Regions from separate parts of the Homo sapiens genome. Here region 1 is linked to region 2. Evidence: chromatin contacts called from ENCODE Hi-C data. All regions are on one chromosome and are shown on one strand. Each heading gives the region's core, a stretch centred on a gene start or an enhancer-like site at or near the end of the contact. The rest is flanking DNA. Distances are from core to core; before and after follow the strand shown. Region 1 has its middle 35 kb from the start of MSL3. Region 2 has its middle 200 kb from the start of VCX3A.

Region 1 (2,700 bases), core at 109-2,608, 5.1 Mb after region 2:
ATTTTACATATGTTATTTATTGTGCCATAGTGATAGTGAGGGTAAATAATGAAATGTCTAGTGTATTAGTCAGCAGATATTTTCTGTCAAGGGCCAGGTAGTAAATATTTTAGGCTTTGTGGGCCATAAAGTCTCTGTTGCAACCACTCAACCTCTGCCATTGTAGTGTAATAGCAGCCAGAGGTAATACATAAATGAATGGGCGTGGCTATGTTCTAATATAACTTTATTTACAAAAACAAACAAAAAAACAACAGAAAAACAGGTGGCAGGCAGGATTTGTCCTGTGGATTTTATTTTTCTGACCTCTGGTCTAAATAAATAGTGTTTTTCCTGCATTCTAAATAGATTTAAAATGAATTATGAGGCCAGGAGCAGTGGCTGATACCTGTAATCCCAACACTTTGGGAGGCCAAGGTAGGTGGATCGCCTGGGCAACATGGAGAGACCCTGTCTCTACAAAAAAAAATCCAAAAATTAGCCAGTTATGGTGATGCACGCCTGTGGTCCCAGCTGCTTGGAAGGCTGAGGTGGGAGGATTGCTTGAGCCTGGGAGGCAGAGGTTGCAGTGAGCTGAGATTGTGCCACTGTACTCCAGCCTGGGTGACAGAGTGAGACCCTGTCTCAAAAAATAAAAATAAAAAATAAAGTAAAATGAATTATGTAGGAATGAAATCTCTGATTCTAATAATACCCACATAAAGTATCTGAAACTAACTGAAGTTAATACAAAAATGATCACATAGTGAGCTTGTATTTGTTATTTTCGTATCATCTGCATCATCCCCTACTAATAGCATCAAGCACCATGTATTGAATCTGTTTATTACTTGAGGGTACACATGGAGGCACAACATTTTTCCTTACTTAATTACCATTGCTTTTTAGATTCCATAAAATCATTTAATGTCCTGGGAAAAAGGATATTTGATAACGTGAAATGCTATTTGGTAAGCAAAAGACAAACAGTGGGATAGTTGCTATTTGCAGAACACATTTACTAGCTTTATGTTCCCATGACACCAAATATTTGAGTTCTTGGGTTCTGAATAATGAATCAAAAGGAAAGTTATGACTTCAAAACCCTCTTGACCACTTTTTAGTAGTTAGTACTTTTTTTAACTTCTGCACTTTTCAGCAAACTCTTAACATCTCTTATTTCATTGGTGATACTTTGGTGCTTTATGAGGTCACATTTTATTTTTTCCTTGCAAATGAGACACCAGCATAGAAATACTTCTCATCTTGCTGCCCTCTGGGCTTTGTTTTTCTCTAATGTTGAATGACAGATACTAACAGTCTGTAAGAGCTAGTGTGAAAATGCTGCCTTTTGTGGTTGTGTCGTCATATTTTCCAGCCTGCCACCCGGGCCAGGCTGTCACCACGCACCTGCAGAGTGAAGGAGTTTCAGGCACGGTTCCAGGCCTCTGCTTCCTGAGATGGTGCAGCAGAGGTTTGGAGGGAGGTGCGTGGCCCAGTGTGCTCCCCGGGGGAAATTGTGAGAAAAACCCACGTCTCTCTGGAGAGTTGCTTTTACAAAGTACCTATTTGGTAAGTGTGAAGGGACTTGATTAACTTCTCTTGTGTATCCTTGTCCATATAGCTCATGTGTTAAAATAGCTCTGGGCATTCAGTGTTCATTGCTTCACACAGACAACATGTGAACTGCTTTAGACTGAAAATTTATACATCACTAGAATAGCAGTTGTTGCCTGAGCTCCTCCTACTCCTGCCATAGAAGTTATCTCAGCTCCTCTGCCTGACATGAGTCTGTTGAGGCTCAGAAAGCAATACCCCAAGACTCATGCTTTGACATGCAGAGAGGCGTCAGAATCAAGGTCCCTCTTACCTTGTCTTGTCTCCCCCTGCCTCCCTCTTGTCCCCCAAGCTCTGGGAGGGACTGTCTCTGGAATTTCCTTATCTCACTAAGAAAGCATCTTTCCAAAAGAAATGTAATTGTCTTAAACCGCCTCCCTAGGGATCTCATCAAATATCTAGGAAAGATCAACCATCTATGAAGATAAAAAACTGGGAGTTAGCACCAGACCCAGACAGACTTTTCATCTATTCTTCTGAGGGCAGCTCAGAAAGATGACCTGGAAGACTCCATCTGCATAATAAGACAACCTTTCTTCCTGTGCACCTCCACCTCTCACCTTTCTTAGTGTCTGTTTCTCACCTCCACCGTCCATTTATTCTCCCTAATGGTTTACTGCCCCCGAAAATAATTGTCTAAATTCCCCGATGATATGTAATCATGTTTCTTGATCCCAAATGTCTCAAAATGGTGTCACTTATGACAAATGGCTCAGCCTACAGTGAAATTGCTGACCCCTCAGAGTGATAAGCATATGTATAGAAGATGTCACCTGCTGTGGCCAGGCACTGCTGAGACCTGACAAGCGAGTGAAGCCAAAAGGTGGCTGAGATCATGGCCATGGAGGGCCATAAAAACCACAAAGAAACTGACCACGGTCAAGATGCCAGCAGAAGCTCTGCACGTGGCAACTCTGAGGCCTCTGTTCCATCGGCAGGGGCTGTAGGAAGGTCTGCTGGGAGAAGAGCAGTGACAGTGACACCCGCTCCAACCCCGACCTAGGAAAAAATAACAGGACCTGCTGGATTGTCAGTCAGCATGCTGGCCTCCTAAGATAATCAAGCTGTGACCCTCCTCTCTCTCTTACTAGTGCCCTTGTGTGT
Region 2 (2,787 bases), core at 47-2,546:
AGCACTGAAGCAAAAAATACAAATAGTATTACTATTATCCTGAAAGACCCAATGGTAGCAGTTTCTAGAAGGTCATGATGAGATTAATGAGAAGAGGTCATATTCTGGATATGTTTTTAAAGTTCAACAGGCAGGACTTAATGAACTGGATATGAAAAAAAAGGAGTAGATGAAGATGCCATCATGGCACCCTAGAAAACCTTGGACAATGCTAGCAGATGCAGGTGCAGGCAGTGCTTGATGCAACTCTTGGTTTCTCATATCCCAGGGGGTGTGGTTGGTCCCCCAGTCCACATCATCTAATTTAGTCCATGTACAAGAGTTCTTAGACACTCAGAAACACACACAGTTTCTAGAACTGAGGACAATTCTACAGCTTACAAAACCATCATGGATGATGGGCAACAATGTAATGGAATCTGTTGGTGCCATGCGTGTCGATTTCTGAGAAGTGTTGTGAAGCTTTATTGGAACTCTGGTCATTATTGTCTTCTTTTCTAGATGAGTAGTTCCCAACTCTGTCTGCACCTTAGAACCACCTGGGGAGGCTTAAAGAATCCTGTACCCCAGCTGAATCCCACACCAATGACTTCTAAGTCTCCAAGCGTGGAATCCAGGCATATGTATTTTTGAAAGTTACCCTTAGATTTTTCCTAAATGTTTTGAGCAACTGTCCATTTTCTCTTCATCTTTATCCCATAAACTAGTGATACTCTACAGGGATTATTCTTTCCCTAGGGACATTTGGCCATGTCTGGAGACATTTTGGGTTGCAATAACCCAGTTAGCATCTGTTGGGTAGAGACCAGGGATGTTACTCAGTACCCGACAATGCACAGCACAGCCCCTACCACAGAGAATGACTTCACCCTCAAATGTCAAAGTTGAGAAAACCTACCCCAAACCCTCAAATGTCAAAGTTGAGAATGAGAAAACCTGCCTCAAACCCAGGGAATTTGATTACTGCATTGATGGGTTCATTAATCATTGCCAGACATTTTTAAATGCCTTTCCTCTTTTTTTCGGTGCTTTTGAATTTAATTGACAAATTGAAGGTCGCATGGGAAGACAGCAAAGAAATAGAGGAAGAGAGAGATAGAGTACAAACACCTGCGTTGAGTCACCATTTCCTGCAGCCCTGAGTGCCTCTAGTAGCTAGTGAGGGGGACAATTAGCAGTTTTTGAGAGTGATGAGAACAACTATTTGCATGTTCTTTTCCTTCCTGAATTGTGTTTGTGAGAGCTAAGTTAATCATCTGATAGAGCCACATTCACACGCCAGGTGTTGCGGTTGAACACCAATGTCTGTTTCTTCAAGGTTTCGAAAATGGTTCACGGAAGGGCCTGCTTTTTGCTGAAATCGTGCACATGGATGATAGGAACACTTCCACTCTCAACAGTCACATGGCATCCCTTAGGAAGCTGCAGTGACCTAGAAGCCATCAAGGACAATTTCCTGAAAGGGGTTTGCTTTTCTGAGTAACCGCTTCCTGAGCTTGCTTCTCTGTTTGTGGGACCTTATTTTTCAGACTGGCTCAAATAGGTTATCAATTCGGAGTAACATTGCTCCTCTCCAGGGACATTTGGCCATGTCTGAGGACATTTTTGGTTGTCGCAACTGGAAATGGCAGAGTGTGTGTGTCGGGGGTGCTGCTAGCATTTGTTGGGCAGAGGCCAGAGATGCCACTTAACATCCTACAAAGTATAGGACTGCCCTCCACAATAATGGTCCAGCCCCTGATGTCAATAGTGTCAAGGCTGAGAAGCCCTAGAAAGAGAACAGTAGGATAAAGAAAAAATGAATGAACTTACAAATAATTTCCACTATGTGATTTAGATAGAGGCACAAATATTCCCTCTCTTCTCCAAATATTTCCTCCTTCATCTGTTGATCTTCAAGGGAGTTTTACTGTAAAACTTTGAGCTTGTCTTCATGTTCCAAGAGGGATGGAACCTGAGCTAAAATTTAATACCTGGCTATTTTTGGAGTAGTATTTTAGTTTCTAGAACCTGGGAATAGGCAGTGCCCAACTGATGCTCTTCTCATTTATTTATTAGCCTACTAAGATTTTGTGAATGGTTACAGTAAAGACAATGGTCAAATTTTATTTATCGCAGAATGTCTCTGTCATGTTTGATCATAGACACCTTTAGCAGGGTAATTTTTACTATTCCCTATTCCTTTAGGGTGATCAACTCATCCTGGTTTGCCCAATACTGTCACAATTTCAGGAGTGAAAGTCCTATATCCTGGCAACTTTCCGTATTGTGGGGTGGGTGGTCACCCTGCATTCCATGGAATTGGTTTTCCAAGTAATAATTTTTGTGAAATGCAGCACTGGTGTTTGTTATTTTATTTTATTTATCTGGTATTTTATTTGGTATTTGGTATTTTCCCAAAGGATAACTTGGTAATTAGCATTCTCCCATTGGGAAAATAATTGATCAAAAATCTGTTGTCATGGAATAGACACTTCTTTGTACACATGGTTGGACCTTTAACTAGGGAGACAAAAGATTATATTTTTAACAATTAAGGATACCTATTTTATAGAGTTGTTTCTGAATTATTCCAGATTTTTCACTTCAATATTAAATTTATTTTTATCAGATTTTATAAAGCTCAAGGACCATTAGAGATGTCCCTAAGAGTAAGGTTTTTGCAAATTTAAAGAATCTGTTTTTGCGTGCCTGTCAGTATTGTAATCACTTTTTCCTTTTCCAACATAAGATCATACATTAAATTTAAATAATAGCCTTATTAATAATTGGAACCCACTGCAGAGA

Evidence for each region. A loop is a pair of places that touch in the nucleus more often than their neighbours do. Pooled maps may share reads with other maps.
Region 1: a map with no recorded cell type shows a loop between it and region 2 (25-fold over the local background). The contact joins two enhancer-like sites. A Hi-C loop is called at or near these places in 2 of 37 single-sample maps with no recorded cell type and 1 of 50 pooled maps.

Annotation. Positions count from the first base shown.
Region 1 is chrX:11,791,618-11,794,317 of GRCh38, forward strand. No RefSeq gene overlaps it. Among named protein-coding and RNA genes, the nearest start is that of MSL3, 35 kb to the left of the region's middle. Within about 2 kb of position 1,359, at least 5 of the 41 ENCODE cell types and tissues checked have a DNase peak (open chromatin) inside an H3K27ac peak, as active enhancers do.
Region 2 is chrX:6,737,880-6,740,666 of GRCh38, forward strand. It overlaps a transcript of PUDP not described here. Among named protein-coding and RNA genes, the nearest start is that of VCX3A, 200 kb to the left of the region's middle. Within about 2 kb of position 1,297, at least 4 of the 41 ENCODE cell types and tissues checked have a DNase peak (open chromatin) inside an H3K27ac peak, as active enhancers do.